Linked DNA regions of Mus musculus: regions 1, 2, 4 and 5 are each linked to region 3. The links are chromatin loops, found by intact Hi-C in ENCODE. Cell type or tissue: left cerebral cortex. All regions are shown on one strand. Region 1 holds the start of Apoe (apolipoprotein E). Region 2 overlaps Relb (avian reticuloendotheliosis viral (v-rel) oncogene related B). Region 3 holds the start of Klc3 (kinesin light chain 3). Region 4 overlaps Bloc1s3 (biogenesis of lysosomal organelles complex-1, subunit 3). Region 5 overlaps Exoc3l2 (exocyst complex component 3-like 2).

Region 1 (5,000 bases), 290 kb after region 3:
GAATCACTCACAGAGACTCAGAATGTGCTCGGAGAATCTTTATTAAGCAAGGGCCACCAGAGGGCCAGAGAGGTGCTTGAGACAGGGCCACCTGGCTGGATATGGATGTTGTTGCAGGACAGGAGAAGGATACTCATTGATTCTCCTGGGCCACTGGGGTGATGATGGGGTTGGTAGCCACAGAGGCCTGTATCTTCTCCATCAGGTTTGCCCACTGGCGATGCATGTCTTCCACTATTGGCTCGAACCAGCCCTTGAGGCGGGCCTGGAAGATCTCCGCCTGCAGGCGTATTTGCTGGGTCTGTTCCTCCATCTTGGAGCGCACCTCCTCCATGTGCTCACGCACCTCCTCTAGGCGGTCACGGGCCTGGTTGCCCACTTCCTCCAGCCGCCCTCGGATGCGGTCACCAAAAGCCTGGGCGCGATCGCGCAGAGGCTGGGCGGCCCCAGCGCCTAGGTTGGCAGTGCGCTGGCGACCTTGCTCCACCAGAGGCCCCAGGCGCTCACGGATGGCACTCACACCGCGCTCGGCGCCCTCGCGTGCCCCTGCCTTGTACACAGCTAGGCGCTTCTGCAGATCCTCGGCATCCCGCATCAAGCGCTTGCGCATCTTGCGCAGGTGTGTGGAGAGCCGCGCCCGTATCTCCTCTGTGCTCTGGCCCAGCATGGTGTGCACCTCGTTGCGGTACTGCCCGAGTCGGTTGCGTAGATCCTCCATGTCGGCTCCGAGTCGGGCCTGTGCCGCCTGCACCTCTTTGCCCAGCCTGGCCCGTGTCTCCTCCGCCACTGGACCCAGCTGTTCCTCCAGCTCCTTTTTGTAAGCCTTTACTTCCGTCATAGTGTCCTCCATCAGTGCCCTGCAGGCCCAGAGGAAACACAGGAAGGAGATGAAGGCAGGACAGAAGGGCCAGAAACCACAGAGCAAGAGGTGATGGTACTCGCTTGTGTTCCCAGAAGTTGAGAAGCTGCGGCATAAGAATTGCAGAGCCTTCGAAGCCAGCTTGAGTTACAGAATGGGATCCTGTCTCAAGAAGCCAAAAGCCAATCGACCAAGCAAGTAATAAATGTCTGTTCCTCCCAGCATCCAGAAGGCTAAAGAAGGCAGGAGGATTCAAGGCCAACCTGGGCTACACACTAATTGAGAAAGGAAACAAGAAGGGGCTGGGGACCCAGATAGGAGGCAACCCTGGATCAGCTGGTGCCTGCCGAGGGTGAAAGAGCTGGACACTCACGTCAGTTCTTGTGTGACTTGGGAGCTCTGCAGCTCTTCCTGGACCTGGTCAGACAGCGTCTGCACCCAGCGCAGGTAATCCCAGAAGCGGTTCAGGGCCTGCTCCCAGGGTTGGTTGCTTTGCCACTCGAGCTGATCTGTCACCTCCGGCTCTCCCTCGGCTAGGCATCCTGTGTAGAGTAAGTTTAAGGCTGGGTCAGGACCTACAGTCTTTTTGGGTCTCTTTGAAGTGGGTCTGGAGGCTGTGGAGTCTGTTTAGATACTACAAGCATGCACTGTCTTGTATCCTATGTAGTTCAGAGCCGAGACTAGGCAGGTGTGGAATTAGAAAATGTATACCCCACTTTTAAGAGCAACTAAGAAATCAACTTTTTATTGTGTGTGTGTGTGTGTGTGTGTGTGTGTGTGTGTGTACCCTTGGAGGTCAGAGTTCTAGAGGGAATTGGCTCTCTCCTTCCACTATGTTGGTCTCAGAGTTAAGTCTTCAAGCTTTATGATAAGCACCTTTACCCACTAAGCCATCAATCCTCTTATAGTTAGGGGAAATCAAGGCCTAAAGAGTATATAAAACAGCTGCTCAGGGCTATTGAATCTCAGAGAGGTCTCAGAACCGCCTCAGCCTCAACCCACCAGCAGAAGAGATCTAGGGCTAGAATAGAGTCCACAGAGGAGCAGAAAAAGCGGCACCACAGCAAGTCCTTGCTCCATACCTGTCAGCAATGTGACCAACAGCACGGCCCACAGAGCCTTCATCTTCGCAATTGTGATTGGCCAGTCTGCGGAGGGAAAAATTGTCTTTGAACACCAGGGGGCGGGGGTGGAGGGACTCCGGCCACCCAGAGAACCCCATCTTCCCTTCTCAGATCTGTGAGCCATCACAAACATCTCCAAAACAGAGCACCCGCTCTTCCCAAAGGTCTGTTTACCTCCCCTTGCCGAGTTCGCTATCTCGGCACCCCGGGGTGGATCCGCTGCCAAAAATTCCAGCTCCCTCTCCTAGGGTTCAAATTCCACTTCACAGAGGGCCAGCGGGTGGTCCAGCTTACATTCCTCTTTCTTCCCGGCTAAGTCCTGCTTTCCATTTTGTGTTAATTTAACACGATTTTTAATCGTCCTCCATCCCTGCGAAGTGGTACCCTCCCACAACTACAGAACTTAGGGAGCTCAGCCATGAGGAGCCACAGTTTGAAACCAGTCCGGGTTACTTGGGGACTGTGATGGAAATCAGTAGGTATTTATATAAAAGCAGCCTAAGGCTCATCCCGAGTTTTTTCGCCATAGGATGGTTCCTAGTTGAGCCGGTACGCCGTGCACCGACAGTCCCGTACTCCTTCCTGGAGGTAACCCCTCCACCTGCTCTGACTCTGGCAAAGGCTAGTTACCTCGAGTCCTTAGTTTGTCCCCCAAGACTTCTATCGTGCTGCCTGCTTTTCCAATTCTTGTGCCTGTTTCCTGGACTCCGGGGGATCTCAAGGTTCCCAGCCCACATCCTACCAAGGTCCCTGGGTGAATCCCCAGCCCAGCTTGTCTTACCAGCTCCTTCCGAAACAAGTCCTTAGCCTCCAGGGTCTGAGCAGGGGATCGGATCCCAGACCGGTCCAATTATAGGACTCCCCCTGTCCCGCCCCCTCCTCAGGGCTAGGGCGGGCTGTGCCAGCCCCCTGTCACGAGGCGGGTTGTTCTCTCCCCCTTCACAGCAGGGCAGAGGAAAGAGGTGGAGTTTGGATGCCTTGTGACCCCCCGCTCCCCTCCCCCGCCAACAAAGGGAGCGGACACCTCATTGAATAATCCAGGCCTTGGTACTGGGGCACTGAGAACCGCTCCTTCCCTTTCCCCGCGGGGTCTGGTGCATTGTAAAGAAAAGAGCTGGCAGCCTAAATGGAAATGGGTGGGTGGGGGCTAAGAGGCTCAGCTTCTGGGGTGAAGATCGTTGTTCTGGGATCCCTCGTTGTTGATTCCTCCACCACAGGTGAACTCTTTCCATTCCAAGGCTGGGACGTGCTCCAGTTCCTTCAGGAGCTGTTCAGTGGTGGCTCCCGATGGGTTTGAAGCCATACATTAAGCCAAGCCCTGGGAAACCAAGCGTTGATGCTCCTGATCTGTTTCTGGCGATTGCCAGATGTGTCACCTTGGGAGGGAAGAGCTACCCCTACAGAGCACATTTTAAAAAGTTGTTTTGAGATAAGATTCTCAGGCTGCCCTCTAACCCACAAAGGTCCTTCTGCCTCTGCTGTAGCATGCTGGGACTGCAGGTGTGCACCCCTGCATGTGCATTTTCCACTCTCAAGCCACTTCTCTTTTCTTTTTCCTCATAAAAGCAGAAGAGCAGGAGCTGGAGAGATGACTCAGAGGTTAGGAGCACTGACTGCATTTCACAGGACCTAGGTTCAAAATCGCAGCACCCACACAGCAGCTCACAACTGTAACACCAAGATCTGCTACCCTCACGAAGGCATACATGCAGGCAAAACACTAATGCACATAAAAAAAAAAAAAAAAAAAAAAAAAGACAAGCCATAAGTCATTCACTGGAACATGGGTCTATAGTGCTAGCCATATGCAAAGCTGAGGCAGGAAGATCCCGAGCTCAGGTAATAGAATGAAGTCCTGGCTAAAAAGTGGAAAAGCCAGCTGGGCGTGGTGGCACATGCCTTTAATCCCATAATCCCAGCACTTGGAGGCAGAGGCAGGTGAATTTCTGAGTTGGAGGCCAGCCTGGTCTACAAAGTGAGTTCCAGGACCGACAGGACTACACAGAGAAACCCTGTCTTGAAAAACAAAAAAAAACCCAACAACAACAAAACCCCCAAAAAGTGGGAAAGCCATTGTACCTGGGAAGTCAGGTAGGACAAGGGGCTCAGAGACCACAGCAAGCTTGCTAGAAGCACTGCCTGCACAAGGTTCCCTGTTCCCAGCTGTTGATGGCAGGAGAGAAGCCACATAGCAGTGTTTGGCACCAGACACGGCAAAACATGATTCTGCAGGATGGGCAGAGGCGGAACACCTGGCTCCAAGGGTACGTACAGGGTGCCTGGCCAGGCCCAGGCCTGTTAGCTTTGGCTTCAGAAAACACTGGCAAGGACTGGGTGTGGTGAGATGATTTTCATGGGTTGCTAAGGGCCAGCTCCCATCTCCAGCCCAGGCAGTAGAGAGGGTCTTAGTGCTGCGGTCTAGGACACTGACCAGTTCATCGTGAGTCTTTGCTTCCCTTGGGATGCCATGAGGTGCAGCAGTGAGATGCAGAGCCCAATCTGAGGCCCTTATCGCACACCCCAGAGCAGGCCTCACGGAAAAGCACTATAGGGAACCCAGCAGCACCTGCCTGACACGTGAGGCCCAGAGCTACATCTTCAACAAAATTTAAAAAACAAAACAACTTGACATTTCCTGTTTCAGCCTGGGAAGGTGCTAGGGCCCGTTCCTCCCAGAGTAACTTTCCTTATTGTGCTGAACTTCCAGGAACTCCGTTTCTTCCTGAAGTTTCTGAGACCTCTGACCTTCCCACTGGGAGAAAGTCAGCACAAGCTACCACCTCAGCCCGTTTTGGGACAGGGAGGCTCCTGAGCCCCGTCTCCCTGCCCCCACCCTGTTTACAGAGACAAAGTCCTCTGCCAGCTCTCGGGGCCAGACTGCACAGAGGCGAGTGACCTGGAGCCACCCTCCTGGTGAGGCCAGGCCTCTGATGTTCCGGCAGTGTAAGTCCCCAAGAGCAGAGGGTGTGACCATGCCTGGCCAAGCTTTCTCTAAACTGCTTGGTGCTGCTGTGCTT
Region 2 (5,000 bases), 210 kb after region 3:
CTAGCCAGGCTCCTTTATATAAAAAAAAAGTGCAAAGAAAGCCTGGATTCTCTGCACTTAGGAAGCTGAAGCCGGGGAATTTGAGGCTAGCCTATGTAACATAGAAAGACACTCACTCTAACCTAAGTAATTAAAAGGCTAAATGAGCCAGGTGTGGTGGTGCACGCCTTTAAACCCAGCACTCAGGAGGCAGAGACAGGCGGATCTCTGTGAGTTTGAGGCCAGCCTGGTCTACAAATCAAGTTCAGGACAATCAGAGCTATTACACAGAAAAACCTTGTCTCAAAAAACAAACAATAAAATAAAATACTCAATAAATGTCTGTGGCTATGCTCTTAGCTCTCAAGAGGTAGAGGCAGGAGGATCATAAATGTAAAGTCAGTGGGCATAGTGGTACACTCTTTAATCCCAGCACTAGGGAGGCAGAGGCAGGAAGATCTCCGTTCTAAGCAACAAGTATCAGGCCCGCCAGGGCTACATAGTGAGACTGTCAAAAGAAAAGGAAAAAAAAAAAAAAGTCATCCTCAGCTACACTAGTGAATTCTGAGGCTAGCCTGGCATATGTGCATTCTTGTCTCAAAAACAAAAACTAGGGTTCATTAGATGGCTCAGCAGGTAAAAGTCGTTGTCAGTCAGCCTAACTACCCAAGGTCAACCCTGGGAAGCCACACAGCGGAAGGAGAAAACTGAGTCCCATAAGTTGTCCTCTGATATGGGCATCTCAGTTAAGCTGGGTCTGGAGTCCACAGGCAGCTCTGATGACCCTCTGTCTCCTCGTCTACAGAACAAGATAAATAGAATAGGTATGAGCCCATCTGGTGGTACCTGCCTATGGAGACTGAGGCAGGAGGATCTCTAATTCCAAGTTAGTTCTGACTACGTGGCAAGACCCCATCTTAAAAGGCAAAACAGAGAGCAAATATGGAACAGCTGTGAATGAGTGCAGTCGGTTTTCAGAGCCGTGTGGTGTACACTACTGCATCCACACCTAACTTTCCCCATCCATCCAAGATGAGCAACAGGGAGGGTCTGGCTAAGATGCCCCATGACCTGGGCTTTCCCAGGTGCTGATGTTCACCTGTGGAATCTCCATGAGCAGAGGTGAGAAGCTGGGGTCAAAGGTCGGGGTCTGGTACCTGTGCCGGGGGCTGACGTGAGGCCGCAGCCGCACCCTGCAGACGCCGTCCGTGCAGTCTTTCCCCACGAGGCTATGTGGGTGTACCCGGTGTGGCCAGTCCTTCCACACCAGGCACGCCGTCACCTCCACCTCCCGCAGCCCGCCACAGTCTCGAAGCTGCAGGAAGACATGGGCTTGTTGGGAATTTGGTGGACCCCTGTCCCCATCCAGACTCCCTGGGCCTCCCTTGTTGCTAACCCCACCTCTTCTCCCTAGAAAACCAAGGAAAGGCTTAACATCACTAATCTATGCGAAGGCGGAACCATGCCAACAGTGGCCATGTAACCTTGCTGAGTGCTGTCTTTCCCCCCTACCTTCCTCTGTCTCTTCCTTCCCTACCTTCACCTGCTTTGTTGGATTTTTCTTTTAACATACTGTTTTTTGAGACAGGATCTCATGTACTCAGGTAACCCAAGTTTCCTCTTACTTGCTAAGTAGCCAGGCTGGCCTTGAACTCCTGATTTTCTGGCTCAGCCTTCCAGATACAACATTACAGGTATGAGCCACCTTGTCCCACTCTTCCTTGGATTTTGAGATAAGCCTCATATAACCCAAGATAGTACTGAGCTCACTATGTAGCTGATGAGTGAACTTGAGCCCTCAATCCCCCTGCCTCCACCTCCAGAGCATGACAGGCCTGTACTACTACATCCGGCACATAAAAAAAAATGTACTTTTTTTTTTTTTTTTTTTTGAAATAGGGTCTCACTATGTAGAGCAGGCTGGCCTCAGACTCATAGAGATCTAGCTGCCTCTGCCTCCTACGTGGTTGGATGAAAGGCCTGTGTCACTGTCACCAAGCATGGCAGATGTAGTCCTAAGAGCTGAGCAAACATAACTCAGTTTGAGAGAGAAAGATGGACATACAGAATCAGAGAGACGAGCTATCTCGGCAGGATGGCATACACTTGTATGTTAGGTGGAAGCCTAGCTTTGGGGGCTGAGACAGGAGGATCTCTTCGTGAGTAGCAGTGTTTGGGGTCAGCCTGGGAAACATTTGAAGATTCCAGTTCAAAAAACAAGCAACCACAACAAAAAAACAGGCCTGTAATTCCAGCTACTCACAAGCTAAAGAACGATAATAAATAAATAAATAAATAAATAAATAAATAAATAAGTGCCAACTTGCACAACAAGCATGTGACTCAAAAAATTTAAATCAGAAGGTTGGGGGCGTGGCTCAGTGGTAGAGCCCCTCCACTGCTTAACAAATACAAAAACCTAGGTTCAATCCCCATTGCTGAGAAAAATTCAGTAGAAAAACTGATTTCTTATTCAGTAGCCATTGGTGATGGGCGAGACAATAACCAGTCCCAAAAGACTCTCCATTTTGCTCTGGGTCTGTGTCTGAGCTCTGCTGGCCTGGTCTCTGAAAGGCCTAGTCTGTGACATCCACTTCACAGAGTGAGTGCTTCCCTCTAGTGGCGAAATGGGAGGTTGATGGTAACTTTGGATGGCGCGCCTTTGGGATCCAGATGCTAATTTGTCATTGGAACAGCCTAACATACAATATCATATAGTCTGTTGTCTTCGTTATCTTAAAGGGCCACAGTCTGTAATCCAGGATGGCCCCTCTATCATCCTGTCCCCCAGTCTTGGTTTTATAAGTGTGAGCCACCACCCCAGGCCCTTTTGAGGTTTGCAGATGGTTGGAAGCCCAGCAATCCTATTCCCGGGCACCACAGCAAGAGCACAGCAGCACAACACGCACCTCGATGGCGGGCAGGGTCTTGCTGGCTTCGGTGCTGCTCTCCCCGAGGATGCTGCCGGCCGAGCGGCCCTCGCACTCGTAGCGGAAGCGCATGCCACGCTGCTTTGGCTGCTCTGTGATGACCAGGTACGGCCGTGGGCACGGGCCGGGTGACACCAGCCTGCCCAGTGTGCAGCTCCAGGACGGCGTGGCCGGAGGCGGTGGTGCAGCAGGGCCCAGCGTGACGCTGCTCAGTGAGGCGGGCCCGCGGGGCACCAGGCGCGGCATCTCACTCAGCTGTGTCCCGTCCAGGCCAAAGCCGTTCTCCTTAATGTATTCGTCGATGATTTCTGCGCGACAAACAGAGGAGACCCGTGAGGCTGGGGAGGGACAGGGCTAGGCTCCTTTCCTGACTTCTCACGTTTTCCCTGCTTGGTTCTGCTTTTTTGTCTTGGTTTTGCTGGTGCTTGCTTTAATTTGGTTTTCTGAGACAGGGTCTCCTTGTGTAGCTGTGGCTGGCTTGGAACTAGGCAGATCTTGAACACACAGAGATCCACTCTCACCTGCTGGGATATAAGCCATACCCTGTACCGGACCCTTATGTTTTGCTTCATTTGTTTTGGTATTTTTGGTTGTTGGTTTGGTTTTTTTGGAGGCACGGTTTCTCTGTGAAGCCCGGAACTCCCAGAGATCCACCTGCCTCTGCCTATGAATGTTGAGATGAAAGGTGTGCTCCGGCTCACCCTTGATTTTCTTAAAGTTTTTTTCACTTAATTTTAGTGTGTGTGTGTCTGTGTTGCCTGCATATGTCTGTGTATCACTTGGAAGGACCCGTGCCCTCAGAAGCCAGAAGAGGGCGTCAGAACCTTTAGAATTGAAGTTAAAATTGGTTGTGAGCAGCCACATGGACACTGGGAATCGAACCACCGTCCACTGGAAGAGCAGCCAGTCTTCTCAACTACTGAGCTAGCTTTTCAATCTTCTAAAGATCTGTAAAAAGTATGTGTATGCACCTGTCTATACAGGGGTGTGTACCAACAAGTGTCCAGGTGCAGAGGCCTGAAGAAGGTGTCAGATGTCCTGGAGCTGGGGTTACAGGCCGTTGTGAGTCTCTCAACATGAGTGCTAGAAATCAAAGTCGGCTTCTCTGGGAGAATGGCTAGCACTTCTTTTTTTTTGTTTTGTTTTTTTGTTTTTCGAGACAGGGTTTCTCTGTGTAGCCCTGGCTGTCCTGGAACTCACTTTGTAGACCAGGCTGGCCTCGAACTCAGAAATCCACCTGCCTCTGTCTCCCGAACATGACTAGCACTCTTAACCATTGAGCCAGCTCTCCAGCCCCTCCCTCCCCTTGGCTTTTTGAGACAGGGTCTCACTGTGTAGCCAAGTTCTCCAACACAAGCTCCTCTTGTCTCTGCCTTTCCAGTGCTGCGAATACAGACAAGTGCCAGAAGGAACGCCACGCAGCACTCCCAAGGCTGTGCCTCTACTTCAAAAACATATTCACTTTTCCAGGAGGCGCCATCTGCCACTGTTGCTCCACCCACCATCTATCTCCCGATTGGACTAAGGCAGTTGCCAGTTTGTATTTGTGCATTTCACACAGCCAAAGGGATTTTGTTAATACCAACCCGTTTCTCTTTTGCGTAGAAGACTCCCATGGCTCCTAAGTCCTTGGCAGTAAAGACCAACAATTTCCTCACATAAACTTGCCTCAAATACAGATAGAGTTCATTAGTAGAATCTGCCTTACAATCCCCCAGTGAGGGGCTGGGGGCGTGGCTCAGTGGTAGAGCCCCTGCCTAGAATCCCCCAGTGAGGGGCTGGGGGCGTGGCTCAGTGGCACAGCCCCTGCCTAGAATCCCCCAGTGAGGGGCTAGGGTGTGGCACAGTGATATAACATTGCTTAGCATGGGGGCTGAATTTGAGCCTTGCCATGGCCTTCAGGGCAAGATCCTGTCTCAAACAAACAGAGGGCTGTAGCCAATTGGTAGATTGCTGGCCTGGCATGCACAGGGATAAAGCCCTGGGTTCCAGGTCAGCACCACATCCAATCCCAGCCCCAGGGAAGTAGAGAGATGAGGAGCAAGCATTTAAGAGCATCCTCAGCTAGATGGTTATTTTAAGGCCAGCCTG
Region 3 (5,000 bases):
ACCACCGCCCTCCCCACCGCACAATCTCAGACCCAAGGGGCCATGCTCCATATGCAGCTTCCCACAGCTCAGCCGCAGCCATCTGCCACTCGAGCTGTCCCCGGCACTCACAGGAGCCCCAAGAGAGCTTCACTAGTCCACAGCAGGCTTGCCCCACACTCACGTGTGTGCACGTATACACACACACACACCTAAGTAAACCTCAGCTTGCAGACACAGTCACCCACATACCCACACACAGCCAACAGTTAGTCAGTGACAGTCACATATCACTGACACAATTCCACACACTCCACCCCCACTGCCACGCAACACCTAGATCCAACCCCATTCCCTGCCACACATGGCCATCTGTGTGAATCAACCACAAGTATACAGTTGACCCAGTATCTCAGTCACACATGCTCAGTGCTATGCACAGTCCGCATGTAACACACACACACACACACACACAGGAGACAGACAAGATCATCCACATTCACTCTGTCCCCATCACTGAGTAACATGGTAGCTCATTTCTTTTACACTCTTACCCACAATGTGACTCTTTCTTACTTTTAAAATATATATAATTTTATATATACATATGTATGTGTATATATATGTTGATACAGATTTTCTCTAATATATATACATATGTATGAATATGTATACATTGACACAGAATTTCTCTGTGTAGCCCTGGCTGTCTTCAGAGATCCGCCTGTCTCTGCCTCCCGAGTGCTGGGATTATAGGTGTGCATCATGATGCCTGGTCCCTAGTCAACTTTTTTCCCTTTATGTACTTATTGTGTGTGCAGAGGCACATGGATTGCCAAGAGAACAACTTGCAACTTAAGGGAGGAGTCCTTTCTCTCCTCCCACCTTTCGGATCCTGTGGATCAAACTTGAGAAATAGACAGTTTGGCATCAACACCTTTACTCTCCTTGCTGGCCCACGTTCCTTTTCTTTTTCTCCCTCCCTTTGGCATCTGTACCCACATCCGCCCTCCTTCTGTCTCTCTCCCTTGAGTACGAAGCCCAGGCTCGCTCGCCTCCAACTCCGCTCCTCCCGCCTCAGTTTCCACAGTGCGCCCTGCCTTACTCTCCCTCTCTTTGCACACCTCGCGCAGGCTCCCTTACCATGCATGTCTTGCACCCTCAGGCTGCAGCGGGGGACCCTCCGACAGCCGGCCAGCCCCTCCCCGCGGCCGCGGAGACCCTGCACCGGACTTCGCGTCACAAGGCCCCGCCCCGCCCGCAGCTGTTTTTCTACTCCGCTAGGGGCCGGGCGGGGCTCCGCGGGGACCCCGAGGCTCATCCCGGCCACCAGGTCCCTGGCTCCCTCCCTCCATCCCTGCGGCCCCCTCGGGAATCCCGAAGCAGCCGCCGCCGTCCCCCGTGCCCACCTGACGGCCGCCCGCCCGAGCCGCCTCGCTGCGCGGAGACCGGGCTGCTCCCGCTGCGCGGCCGCCGCCTTCCCGGAGGCTCCTGAGGGAGGTGGGGCAGGGCAAAGCCACGCCCCCGCAGGTGCGCAGGCCGCGCCCTCCGCCAGCACACATTGAGAAACCTGTGGTCTAGAGGCGGGGCGGGGCCGATGGAGGCAACGCACGCCCCCGCAGGCGCCCAGGCCACGCCCTCTGCCGCAGCATTCGGTGAAACCTGCGTTCCGAGAACTTCTGAAAACTTTATCTGGGGGCCTTCGAGAAGGCTCAGACAGTAAGGGTGCATGCTGCCAATCCTGAGGAGCTGAGTTCGATCCCTGAGACCTTCAGGGTGGACAGAGACGGACTCCCACATGTTGTTTTCTGACTTCTACATGTGTCCAGTCATACATACACAAATATGGAATAAACAGATGGCTCATCAGGTAAGAGTGCTGGCTGCTTTTGCAGAGGACCCAGGTTCGATTTCCAGAACCCACATGTCGGCTCAAAATCATCTGTAATTCCAGTTCCAGGGAGATCCAGCACTTTCTTCCAGGGCCTCCACAGACACACATAAAATAAAGATAAAAATCTCCAAAAAATATTGTTTTAATAATTACAACCTGAAGACCTTGCACAACTATTCCTGGCTGAGAAGATGGTAAGGGCGCTAGCTGCCAAGCTTGACAGCCTGAGTTTCATCTCCAAGAACCATGAAAACTGACTCCTGGGAATTATTCCGGAGTTGGTCAAGGAGAGCCTGGATGGATTCACATGCATGGATGGAACGTGGGCACCCACACACGTGCATTTGTGTATACATACGGACACATAAGTAAGAGGGGTTTTCTTTATTTTAAAGATTTATATTACTGTGCATTGGTGTTCTGCCTGTAGATCTGGGTGAGGGCATCAGATCCTCTGGAACTGGAGTTACAGACAATTGTGAGCCACCATGTGGGTGCTGGGAATTGAACTTGGGTCTTCTGGAAGACCTGAATTGATTAACATGAGCTAACAGTAGTGTGTGCACTGCTGGGAGTGGTACCCAGAGCCCTGTGAATACAAGGAAAAAGCATCTACTATTTAGCTCTCCCTGCCATATATATATTTATAGATATAGATATAGATGTGTGTGTGTGTGTTGATTTTATTAATTCTCTCTGCCCTCCTTTTCTGAGGCAGGGTCTCACTTAATTCTGAAAATACAGCCACTGTACCCTAGTTACCTTTATTTTATTGAGGGGGGATAGAGTCTCCCTATAAAGCTCAGCTGGGCTCAAACTTACAGTCCTGCCTCAGCCTCCTGAATAGCTCCCATGCTGCAGTATCTAAGAATCTCTTAATGTAGGCTCCTGGGTCTTTAATATTCTACAACGCGTGCCCTGTGTCTCTCTGGTCGTCTTCAAGGTCAAGACTGTAGAGTGGCATGATGCAGATGCGCAAAAAGTATTTACAGGATGAACGAAGCAAATTCTAGAAGTTATGAAAGGTCCCTGCAGTGCACGAAACCGCCACCAGATGGCACTGCGGGTCCACGGAGCCGCCTCGGTGTGCTCGCCCTCCAGAGCCTAGATGTCCTCCTCCAGGAAGCTCTCAGTGGCCACTTCTGTGACACCACCCCCGCCCCCCTTCCCAGCCCCAGGCTCGCAGCCTCGTGGCCTCGGGTGTCGTCATCCCTGCACACTCCAGGTCGCCACACTAGAGACAGGTGCCCGCCAAATTGAACTGTGAGTGCATGGCAGCGTCCTGGAACCTGAGTATGAGTTGAAGCCTAGACATAAATCGTGTTGTAACGGTTCTAGTTATTTCTAGAATAAAGAGGAATGGAGAGGGCAGCTAAGTTCTGTGCCACCGCTCTGGTCTTAGGACACTAACAACAGATCTGCTGCACGTTCATCATGAAGCAGACAGGGGCTGGTCAGGTGCAGATCCCAGCTCTGTCATTTGCTGGCTGTGTGCTGTCCTCCGGTTCCTTCTGTACAGAACCAGATTCAGGGAACCTACTTCCGGAGATCGTTGTCCGCAGTTCCTCCAAAGGTTTTTGGGTGGGTGAGACGGCTCAGCATCTAAAGGCTCTCGCTGCCAAGCCTGAAAACTTGAGTTCAAGTCCTGCGGCCATCTGGTGGAAGGAGTGGCCTTACTAAGCACTTCCTCCGCTGTGGCCTGTGTCCTGCAGAAGGAGAATGGCTCCGCAGGCGCCGGTGAGAACCAGATACGCTGGAGAGTCCCCAACCCCCATCTCTTTGGCCCCATAGGTTCATACTTAACCTGCCGTCTTCTTCCTCATGTGACAGGAGAAACAGATTAGGAGCAAACCTCTAGGAAGGCAGCCGTTGTTCCAGCACACTGTACACCCCAAAGCAGGGCTGGGTTTCGGGGTGCCCAGTAACAGGGTAACAGGGCCTGAACCAAATCCTCCATGCAAATGACTTCCATTCATGCTCCCACCATGTGCATTAATTAGCTCCATTGTATGGATGGGGACTATGGAGCCCAGAGAGGTTAGTGGTTTCTTTGAGGTCACACAGCCTAGGAATGGAAGAACCCTTAAGCCATACAGTCATACCCATAGACTCCTACACCAGGCCCATGTGAAGATGAGGAATGATGCTCTGAGAGATGAAGTTATTTGTGGAGACCTCAGATAAGAACGTTGCAAATGCCTGTAATCCCAGCACCTGGGAGGCTGAGCTAGGACGATTGTCTAGGAGCTCCAAGATAGCCTGGGCTACCTGATAGGAAGCCCTCAAAACAGCCAATAAGCAAAATACTGCATGGAGGATCCTGCCTATGGTGTGGCATTGCTCCATAAACCAAGGCAGGAAGGGCTCAGGTGTGAGGCCTGGGACAGCCTGGGCTACATAGTGATACTCTGAATAATACAAAAGAGGCCATTTGCATCCCAGAGTTCTACTTGGCAGAGCCTTGAGGCCTTGACCCCCAACCTTCTCAAGACTCTGGGCTCCTGAGTGAGCCTAGTTCCACCCTCCCTAGCCTTCAGCCCCCAGGAGAGGACAGTGGGGAGTGACACAGAGGTATGGTGGACACAGATAGCACATGATGACCTGGAAAGGAACTGGGGACAAAGTTCAGCTTTGCCTGGAAGCCACCCTCTGAGCTGCCCTGCACCCCTTCTGGCTGGCAGCTCTGCCTCTCCTAGCTGTTTGCCCTTGGTCTGGTAGCTTAGCCTTTCTGAGCTTTACTGTTGAGAGTGTTGACTGAGTTACAGTGTAAGCACTCAGAGCAGTACTTAACATCAGCACCCATACTAGCCTTCTTGTAGCTGTATCTTCTTTCAGGCAGAGCCTGCCTTTGACTGGCTCATCCCAGGTCACATGATTAGCCCATGACTGCAAACCATTCTGAAATGATGGGTTCCCTACATGTTTGGCATCTCCAAAAGACTAGGGACTTAGAGCCAAGGGCTGTCAAGATGGCCCAGTGGGTAAAGGAGCTTGTAGCCAAACCTGACAGACAAAATGACTTTAATCCCTCGGGGGTCCACAGAGTGGAGGGAGAGAACGGATTACCACTAATTGTCCTCTGATTTCCTCGGTGTCCTATCCCTGGAAGTAAATAAATAAATAGATG
Region 4 (5,000 bases), 99 kb after region 3:
GACACGGCAACCCAGTGAAGAAACACAAACCATATTCAGTCTTCCAATTACTTAATCTCTTTTATACAAGATTGATTATTTACTGAGAAACTCACGCCTGTTACCCAGCACTCAGGTGCTGAGGCAGGGTCAAGAGGGAGATGTCCTTGAGGGAGGCCCCGAGTCAGAGAACAGAGACTGTGGCCTCCATGTCCTGAGGTTCCCCTGCTCTGTGTGAGTCACTGCTATGTCCCTGTGGGTCATCTCTGATCAGTCACAGATGGAGCACCTAGAAGGTCAGAACCAAGGCCCTAGGGGGTGAGTCATAGCGTGAGGACCTGAGTTTGACTCCTCCCAGGAACCCACATAAAGTCAGGCCCAGGGCATCCGCATCCCTGAGGAGTGAGGAATACTGTGGTGGTGAGACCTGAGAATCCCCAGAGACTTTTGGCTCAGCTAACCTGATGTCCGCAGCAGCAAACTAGAGACCCTGTCGAAAACAAGGTAGAAATCAAGAACCAACACCCAAGGTTGTCTTCTGCTCTCTATCCACGCACTGTGGCACAAGAAGAGTACATACACAATCACTCACACACACACACACACACACACACACACACACACACCACACACACACTATACACACTCACACACATAAACACACATATATGCACAAACACACACATACACACAAACACATACATATAGCAACACACAAGCACACACATACACACAGACACAGAGACAATAGCACATACAGAAACAGGATACATACATAGACACAAACACACACACACTAATCTTTTAAAAAAATAGACAGAGCCGGGCGTGGTGGTGCACGCCTTTAATCCCAGCACTCGGGAGGCAGAGGCAGGCAGATTTCTGAGTTCGAGGCCAGCCTGGTCTACAAAGTGAGTGCCAGGACAGCCAGGGCTATACAGAGAAACCCTGTCTCGAAAAACAAAACAAAAACAAAAACAAAAACAAAAAACAGACAGTTGTGTAGTTGTCTCCAGCTGCTGCTCTCAGTGCACTCAGTAAAATGATTTTAAAAGACAATGTATCCTCCTAGGGCTGGAGAGACGACTCAGCAATTAAGAGCACTGGCTGCTCTTCCAAAGGACACTGGTTTGAGTCCCACCATGACCATAGACGTTCACAACCTCTGTAACACCAGTCTCAGGGGATCTGATATCCTTTTCTGGTCTCCTCAGGCATCAGGCATGCATGTGGAACACACACACACTCACAAAACACCACACAGAGAACATTTTAAAAACTAAAATAAGGCTGGGTATGGTTGTGCCACCTCGAAACCTACCACTCAGGAGGAAAAGGCAGGTAGATCTCTAAGTTCCACGCTAGCCTGGTCTACATATTGAGTTCCAGGATAGCCAGGGCTACTCAGAGAAACCCTGTCTCAAAAACAAACAAACAAACAAACATAGGCCGGGCATGGTGTTGCATGCCTTTAATCCCAGCACTCGGGAGGCAGAGGCAGGTGGATTTCTGAGTTCGAGGCCAGCCTGGTCTACAGAGTGAGTTCCAGGACAGCCAGGGCTATACAGACAAATCCTGCATCAGAAAAAAAAAAAATATATATATATATATATATATATATATGCATGTAGATGGAGTATATACACATCGTTATGTTATGTATGCATGTGATATGTGATATATATATATATATGTGTGTGTGTGTGTGTGTGTGTGTGTGTGTATGATGTAATAAAAATAAAACAAACCAAGACTTGTGGTGGCACAGCACAGGTCTATAATTCCAGAAAACAGGCGTAAATGACAAGGATCTAAAGGTTCTCCCCAGGGAGTTCCTGGCCAGCCTGGGATACATGAGACCCTGCCCTCGCCCCCTCCAAAATATATTCCAATAAAAATTTAGATCATCCACAAGCTCCAGGTGGCAGTACTGTCTCCCACCCTGGGTAAGTAATTTTTGAAAAAATGGAACCAGAGACTCTGAAGGGTCAGAACTAGGCTCAAGGTAAACGGATTTTCCCACAGGCAACAACAGTGTGTCTTCTCTGGATTTCCAACAGAGGGCAGCAGAGAGCCAGGGAGCAGCTGGGAACTTTAATATCACCTGGTCCTGGCTTAATCACACCCTGGAATCTACAGACATGCCTAGGGTGCTTGCTGTGTTCACTGTGCAAGCGAGGCATGCTGGGTCACTGAAGCCACCCAAGGAAGATCAACTCAGAGACACTGTGCCCACGCAGGAGATTGGCATGGGGCTGCCACCTGCACAGATGGGGCTACCTCGGGGCCTCTGATAGAAGATCTCCAAGTACCAGAGGAAGTTGGCAAGCATTTTGAGCAGAAGGGATAGAAGTGGGAGGGTTTGGGCTCTCAACCCCACCCCTGTCCCCACCTAGTACTACCCCTAACCTGTAGCCCCAGCTACATTCCTGCACTGATAAGGGGTTCTGCCTGTGGCCTGGATCCACGCAGGTCCTCACCCTGTCCAGCCTCAACCTCTGTATGTGCGTGTGTGCATGTGGATGTCAGGGCTGGCTGCTGAGTGTCCTCTTCTGTTACCCTGCACTGCCTTGCTGTTTTGAGATGGGGGTCCCACTGAATTGGACACTTGCCTTTTCTGCTAGGCTGGTTGGCCAGCAAGCTCTCAGGATCTTCCTGTCTCTGTCACCCCCAATTTGGGTTCCAGGCATGCGCAGCTGTGCCTGCCTTTGTTCTTGGGGATTGGACCCCAGCTTCACCTGTGTCCAAAGCAAGAGCTCTTAGCCACTGAACCATTTTCTCAGGACCCTCACCTTTGTTCTTGACCAACCGAGTACCCTGGGTTTTGTCTATCTCCCAGAGGGATGGGTCACGCCCATAATCAATCCAGCACTAGGAATGCAGGAGGACTGTTGAGGCATTTATTGTCATGACGGAAAGTGGATGCAGGGAGGAATGTCTGGGAAGGAAAGCTTACTGGCTACATCCTCCAGGCCTTTAGGAACCTTGTTAAAAATGGAGATCTGTCTTGTGCCTACTTGACCACAGGTCACAGCCTTTACGAGTGGAGGGGCTTGGGCGTTCCCCTTACATGACTGATGGTCACAAATCTATGGGGGTGGGGCTGCTGCTAGTGACAGGCCTGGTGCCCTGGAGCAGGTAAACCTCCTTAGGTCCCTTCAGGCTCTCCTCGGCTTCTAGCCTTAGCTCAGCCGGGGACCATGGTACCTTTCAAGGTCCCATGCTTTATGGAGCAAGAGTGTGGGGTTAAGAGCAGGAGCAGCCCTACTGGAAGGTATGCATGCAGTAGGGATGGCTTGTGTGTGGCTGTGTACATGGAGCCCCCTCTCTGTCCTTTCTTGGTCTGTGTACATCTACCCAGTCCCTGACACAGGTGGAGTTAGGGCAGAGTTGTAAACAAGTGCTTGTGAAGAGTGGCTGGACCCTCAGGTGAGGTGGCACAGCCTCCTTATACCCCCTTCTTCTAGGGAACTCAAAGGTCAACAAGTCCTTTCTGTGGTGGCCTTGTGCCAGCGGCACAGCAGAGCTTCGGGAGAGGACAGCCTTGCACATCACCTGTCACATACAGGCCCTTACATGCACATACACAGCTCCTGACATCTGCAGACAGATCTGCACATCCAGGCACACCTGAGCCCACAATACAGTCACACCTGCATGCATGCAGACACACCTGTTTATACACAGGAAGCTCTACACACATGCAAGCACACGTGCTTACACACACACATGGACACACCTGAACATATAGGCACACCTGTATACAGCACACATACTGGGTAAACATACCTGCAAGCACACACATATGTGCACACAATTTTTTTCCTTTTTTAAAACTGAGACAGGATTTCTCTGGGTAGCCCTGGCTGTTCTGGAACTTGCTCTACAGACCAAGCTGGCCTCAAGCTCAGATCTGCCTGCCTCTGCCCAGCCAGTGCTGGGACTGAGGTGTGTGCCACCACTGCCTGACATGCACCAGTTACATGTTTTGTTTTTGAGGAGGGGAGGGGTTTGGTTGGATTTTTTTGAGGTTTTGTTTTGTTTTTTGAGCTGAGGACCAAACCCAGGGCCTTGCACTTGCTAGGCAAGAGCTGTAACCCTGAGCTAAATCCCCAATCTCCACGCCTAATTACCAATAAAAACCCTGACTCTAGTTGATGTAAAAACAAAATAGCATATCAGCTGATAGTTAGAATCAAGAGGGTAAATTTTTTAATAATTTATTTATTATATATAAGTACATTGTAGCTGTCTTCAGACACACCAGAAGAGGGCATCAGATCTCAATACAGATGGTTGTGAGCCACCATGTGGTTTCTGGGGTTTGAACTCAGGACCTCTACTTTCCAGCCCCACCCCACCCCCCACCCTGGGTAAATTTTTAAAGGGGACACAGGCATCTAAGAATGTTCTAGTTTGACCGGGCAGTGGTGGCACACGCCTTTAATCCCAGCACTTGGGAGGCAGAAGCAGGTGAATTTCTGAGTTTGAGGCCAGCCTGGTCTACAAAGTGAGTTCCAGGACAGCCAGGACTACACAGAGAAACCCTGTCTCAAAAAACAAAACAAAAACAAAACAAACAAACAAAGAATGTGCTTGTTTGTTTCTTTTGAAGCAGGGTGGTCCTAGGAATTGAACCCAGGGCCGCCCACACTAAGCGTACACGACACCACTGAGCTACAGTCTCACCCCACCACCCGAGCTCCCTTCCACATAAGGTCACTGAATCCTCATTAAGACAGAGACAAAAGGAGTGGCCAAAAAGACACCCAAAGAGCCAAACCCAAAGAGGCAAAAAGAACCTGTTATCCTCGAGGCCCATAGAGGTCAGAATCCAAGTCCTTTTAGCATCCAGAAAGAGACACAGTGAGTGGTAGATTTGTATTTGTGGTGTCATGTCTCTATAGCGATCAAAACACCAGGAGGCGCTGCCCCTGACACAAAGGCCTAAGAATTAGGGTTACTACCCAGGCCCTAGGTTGGTCTGCATTTGGCCACAGCGGTCGGTAAGAGGGATATGT
Region 5 (5,000 bases), 77 kb after region 3:
CCAGCAACCACATGGTGGCTCACAAACATCCGTAATGAGATCTGACTCCCTCTTCTGGAGTGTCTGAAGACAACTACAGTGTATTTACATATAATAAAAATAAATAAATCTTTAAAAAAAAAAAGAAGAAGAAGAAGAAGAAGAAAGGAAAGAAACTCTAAAAGCCAACTCACAGGGTTTTAGTCTGTCATCCTCAACCCCAGACAGGGAAGGAGGAGGCTGGGGAGTTTCTGGCTGGCTTCTTTTCCCAAGCACTGCTTTGACCTAGGGGTTTGTGGGTTGAACCCAGAACTTCACGGTGAGGATGGTGGGAGGAGAGAGCAAGGTCCCAGGCTGCGCCTGACTTCTGCTGGTCCATCCCCCTGTTGCAGGCTCAGACCCGAGCAGCCCTTCTTCGAGTGTTGCAAGAAGATGAGGAACAGTGGGGCAGCATGGACTACCGACCCAGCAACCTGGCCCAGGATGTTTGTGAGGTGGGAAGAAGAAGGTAGGCTCGCCCCGCCCCTGAGAGGGGAGGAAGACGACCCACAACGTATCTCCTTTCCTCCTCCTGGTCCACACAGCTGCTAGAAGAGCACACGGAGAGAGCACCCCACATCAGTCAGGAGTTCGTGGAGAGAATGGCTTACTGCTGCCTGGGAGGTCTGGCAGAGTTCCTGCAGAGGTGAGGGGCATCGGGGAGAGGACGGTCTGACGGACTGGCCATCGGGATCCGGTTCACTCTGAGCCGGTCAGGAAAAATGGCGGCAAGAGGGTTCAGTAAGCTGTGGACCAGAGGACTAATCCCAGTACCCACTGTGAGGTAGCTTGCAACGACCTGTGACTCCAGCTCCAGATAGATCCAATATCTATAGTCTTCCTCAGGCACAGAGACACATTCGTACTAATAATTAAAATTAAACGAATCTTTAAGAAGAAGAAAGAACAGAAAGGCAACAAGAATCTTGGAGGTGGGGCTGGTGAGATGGCTCAGGGGGTAAGAGCACCCGACTGCTCTTCCAAAGGTTCGAAGTTCAAATCCCAGCAACCACATGGTGGCTCACAACCACCTGTAACAGAGATCTGATGCCCTCTTCTGGTGCATCTGAAGACAGCTACAGTGTACTTACATATAATAAATAAATAAATCTTAAAAAAAAAAAAAAAAAAAAGAATCTTGGAGGTGTGGCTCAGCACTGGAACACTTGCCTAGAATCCTCCAGTGAGGGGCTGGGGGCGTGGCTCAGTGGTAGAGCTCCTGCCTAGAATCCCCCAGTGAGGGGCTGGGGGCGTGGCTCAGTGGTAGAGCCCCTGCCTAGAATCCCCCAGTGAGGGGCTGGAGACTTGGCTCAGTGGTAAAGCACCTATCTCAAATATATATATGATACTGGGGCTCAAGAGATGGCTCAGTAGTTTAATAAGGGGCTGGGGGTATTGCTCAGTCCTAGATGGGTTGCCTAACATGTAAGAATCTTGGGTTCAGCGGGGCGGTGGTGGCGCACGCCTTTAATCCCAGCATTTGGGAGTCAGAGACAGGCGGATTTCTGAGTTCGAGGCCAGTCTGGTCTACAAAGTGAGTTCCAGGACAGCCAGGGCTACACAGAGAAACCCTGTCTTGAAACAAAAACAAAAACAAAAACAAAAAACCAAAAAACCCCAAAACAACAACAACAACAACAAGATTCTTGGGTTCAATCTCCAGCACTTGGGGTGGGGGTGATTGGAAATAAGAACAGGAGGGTCAGAGACACTGGGGAGCAGGATCTGCTTTAATTGATAGGCTGGATGCCCGCATGGGACCCTGAGCAGCAGAGTGTACCATCTGTGCCCATTGCCTTCTTTCCTGCCAGCTTCCAGCAGCGAGTGGAACGATTTCACGAGAACCCAGGGATCCGAGAGCTGCCCTCTGACACCTACATCAGCAGAACTATCTCGATGGTCAACTGCGGGCCCCCCCTGAGGTGAGAGCATCCCTGGGGACAGTGTGTGGAAGTCTTGGGTGACAGCTGGATTGGGGGAGGTCCCTGAGTGGGTGTCATTGAGCTTGAGAGAGAGCACGTGTAGAACTTTAGAGGCGTGGTATCTGGCGGACCTTGGGGAAACCCATGACTGCGCAGATTGTGGCGTTCATCCAGTTGAGGAGAACATTGATGGGTTAGAATTGGAGAAATGAAGAAGCTATGCTGAAAGAATGATGGCGATATCGCTCATGAAGGCCTGAGTGTGGATTCCCAGCAGCCATTGTAAAAGCCGGGCAAAGGGACACGCATCTATAACGTCAGTGCAGAGTCCAGAGACTCTTGTCTCAAATGACAAGATCGGGGCTGGTGAGATGGCTTAGCTGTTTTTCCAAGGGACCAAAGTTCGATTCCTAGTATCCACATTCGCAGGCTTCCAGAGCCAAGGAATCTGACGCCCTCTCCTGGCCTCCAAAGGCACATGACACAAAGGTGGACATGGACACACATGCAGGCAAAACACCTGCACATATAAAAAATGTTAAGCAATTGAAGAAGACACCTGATGATCACCTCTGGCCCCCACATATACATGCGAAGAAACACTCACATAGTGTATATATTGTATATTGTTTTATATATAATATATATAGTATACATATGTGTATTATGTATGTGTGTGTGTGTGTGTGTGTATATATATATATATATGTATATATATATACACACACCACCACCACCACCACCACCTTTCTTTTCTATTAACTTGCTTAAAATTTAACTTTAACTTGCATTTAATTTTGAGACAGAGTCTCTTTATAGCTCTGACTATCCTGGAATTTACTATGTAGACCAGGCTGGCCTTGAACTCACAGAGATCTACCCTATTCCACTTCTCAAGTGCCCCGACTAAACAGATGTGACCCAATGCCCAGCCACATATAATTTTAAATAATCCACTTATTGATTGGGTTTAGTACAGGGTCTTGTGTGTCCCTGAAAACAACCTTAAATTTCTGATCGGTCTGCCTCTGCCTTTGCCTGCATGTGTATCCATGTCCACCTTTGTGTCATGTGCCTTTGGAGGCCAGGAGAGGGCGTCAGATTCCTTGGCTCTGGAAGCCTGCGAATGTGGATACTAGGAATCGAACTTTGGTCCCTTGGAAAAACAGCTAAGCCATCTCACCAGCCCCGATCTTGTCATTTGCGACAAGAGTGTCTGGACTCTGCACTGACATTATAGATGTGTGTCCAGGCATTTATGGGCATTGTTTGTTTATTATCACACCTGGGATGAAGCCCAGAACCCAGAGCTTGCTTACTCAGTACACACTGCTGCTGAGCTGCACCCCTTGAATGGCTTTTATAAAACTGGAGAGTCAGGTCAGTGAGAAAATCACTTGCAGCCACACATGATAACCCAGAGTTCTGTCCCTGGGATCCCTGTGGTAAAAGGAGAGAACTGACTCTCTCAGGACGTCCTCTGAACTTCACACATACGCTATGGCAGACGTACCCTATAGATGATGATGGTGATGATGATGGTGGTAGTGATGGTAGTAGTGGTGGTGGTGGTGGTGGTGGTGGTGATGGTGGTGGTGGTGGTGGTGGTGGTGGTGGTGGTGATGGTGGTGGTGGTGGTGGTGGTGATGGTGGTGGTGGTGGTGATGGTGGTGGTGGTGGTGGTGGTGATGGTGGTGGTGGTGGTGGTGGTGATGGTGGTGGTGGTGGTGGTGGTGAACAGGCTGGCAGTGAGAAGCCTCTTTACCCATTATTCTGGCCCATTTGGAAGAAATCAATATCACTAGTATCCCCCTCATATATTCTGACAGATAGGTACACTTACCAATGCACTAAAAAAAAAAAAAAAAAAAAACCCATAAGTATAGCTGATTGTGGTGGCACACACCTAATCCCAGAGCTCAGGAGGCAGAGGCAGGCAGATCTGCAGAGCAAGCTCCGAACCACTTGTCTTGGTGAAGAAATATCTGGAGACAATTTGCCCTGGGAGAATGGGGCCAATCAGTGAGGCAGAGTAAAGTCTCCTGTAGTAGCCATCTTTGTTCAGAGCCTCAGGCGATTCATATTCTAGGGGCTAAGAGTCACAGGAATAAAATGTCCAATCACAAGGACAAACCGCATTTGGCGGGCAAGCCACACACGTGGTCAAAACATGTTTTTCCATAGAGGCATAGAAAAGAATATGAGTAGCCAGTTGTAATAATCTGAAGTGAACTCACTTCAATCCACTGCATCTGGGAGAGGCACGCAAGCGTAATCCAGGAACAATTCCGTGTTTTGTTTTGTTTTGTTTTAAAAGAAACTGCTATCACAAGACTCTTGGTTTCTTAGAGTTCTCTCACAAGCAATCAGAATTCTCTTCACAGTATATATAATTAAATATTTTATTGTGTATACATATGTATTGCTTTTCTGTTTGGTTTTTTTTTTTCCCACTGATGACAATCCAATCCAAGCTGTAGCAGGCTAGGTAAGAGTTTTACCCTTTCTGTCTTTCAGAAAAAGATTTATTTTAGTCCTTGTGTGTGTATATGCCTGTGTGTGTTTCCACGTGTGTGTGTGTGTGTATATGCATGTGTGTGTATGCACATGTGCATGAGTGTGTGTGTGAATATGTGTATGTGTGTATGCATGTGACTGTGTGTATGCCTATGTGTGTTTGCATGTATGTATATGTGTGTGCATGTGTGTATTCATGTGTGTATTTGCATGTGTGTATATATGTGTTTGCATGTGTGTATACACATGTGTATTTGTGTGTCTGTGTGCATGTGTATGTGTGTGTTTATGCACATGTGCATTAGTATGTGTGTGTGAATGTGTTTATATGCATGCCTGTATGCACATGTGTGCATGTATGTATATGCATGTATGAGTCTGTGTATGCGTGTGTGTGTGTTCACACATGTGCATGTGAGGACAGTCCTTTCAGTGGTCAGAAGAAGATGTGGGATTCCATGGAAGTGGAGTTACGGGTGCTTGTGATCTGCCATGTTGGTGCTGGGATCCAAACCTGGGTCCTCTTAACCACTGAGCTATTTC

What was found. Hi-C counts contacts between places; a loop is a spot of excess contacts. Peaks named below come from ENCODE experiments on the same cell type or tissue, not always from the same donor. Only the 100,000 strongest peaks of a DNase experiment are listed, where the experiment ranks them.
Region 1: it touches region 3 in a loop (2.4-fold over the local background); 9 of 42 quality-filtered maps call a loop at or near these places.
Region 2: a loop joins it to region 3, with 7 times the contacts of the local background. A loop is called at or near these places in 8 of 42 quality-filtered maps.
Region 4: it touches region 3 in a loop (2.2-fold over the local background); 9 of 42 quality-filtered maps call a loop at or near these places.
Region 5: a loop joins it to region 3, with 2.1 times the contacts of the local background. A loop is called at or near these places in 3 of 42 quality-filtered maps.

The regions. Positions count from the first base shown.
Region 1 is chr7:19,696,247-19,701,246 of GRCm38, forward strand. It overlaps Apoe (apolipoprotein E), which reads right to left and starts at 2,942. Exons shown (of 4, transcript NM_009696.4): 1 at 2,765-2,942; 2 at 1,942-2,007; 3 at 1,233-1,401; 4 at 1-857. The coding sequence starts at 1,984. The coding sequence ends at 134. In left cerebral cortex, a CTCF peak has its summit at 2,038 (motif pointing right); DNase peaks (open chromatin) are centred at 2,474, 2,902 and 4,993; H3K4me3 peaks cover 2,823 bases; H3K27ac peaks cover 2,989 bases.
Region 2 is chr7:19,616,626-19,621,625 of GRCm38, forward strand. It overlaps Relb (avian reticuloendotheliosis viral (v-rel) oncogene related B), which reads right to left. Exons shown (of 12, transcript NM_009046.2): 4 at 2,889-3,217; 5 at 1,137-1,294. Among named protein-coding and RNA genes, the nearest start is that of Relb, 10 kb to the right of the region's middle. In left cerebral cortex, a CTCF peak has its summit at 2,598 (motif pointing left); DNase peaks (open chromatin) are centred at 2,597, 3,156 and 4,384.
Region 3 is chr7:19,402,633-19,407,632 of GRCm38, forward strand. Klc3 (kinesin light chain 3) reads right to left here and starts at 1,472. Exons shown (of 13, transcript NM_001286039.1): 1 at 1,389-1,472. Gm38954 (a long non-coding RNA gene) reads left to right here and starts at 3,057. Exons shown (of 3, transcript XR_881873.2): 1 at 3,057-3,136. In left cerebral cortex, a CTCF peak has its summit at 2,920 (motif pointing right); DNase peaks (open chromatin) are centred at 280 and 2,940; H3K4me3 peaks cover 787 bases.
Region 4 is chr7:19,501,621-19,506,620 of GRCm38, forward strand. It overlaps Bloc1s3 (biogenesis of lysosomal organelles complex-1, subunit 3), which reads right to left. Exons shown (of 2, transcript NM_177692.4): 2 at 4,184-5,000. Among named protein-coding and RNA genes, the nearest start is that of Bloc1s3, 4.2 kb to the right of the region's middle. In left cerebral cortex, CTCF peaks have their summits at 2,040 (motif pointing right), 4,240 (motif pointing right) and 4,894 (motif pointing right); a DNase peak (open chromatin) is centred at 2,040.
Region 5 is chr7:19,479,417-19,484,416 of GRCm38, forward strand. Exoc3l2 (exocyst complex component 3-like 2) reads left to right here. Exons shown (of 12, transcript NM_001370800.1): 5 at 372-473; 6 at 564-664; 7 at 1,830-1,940. Among named protein-coding and RNA genes, the nearest start is that of Exoc3l2, 19 kb to the left of the region's middle. In left cerebral cortex, no CTCF peak of the experiment used is centred here; no DNase peak of the experiment used is centred here.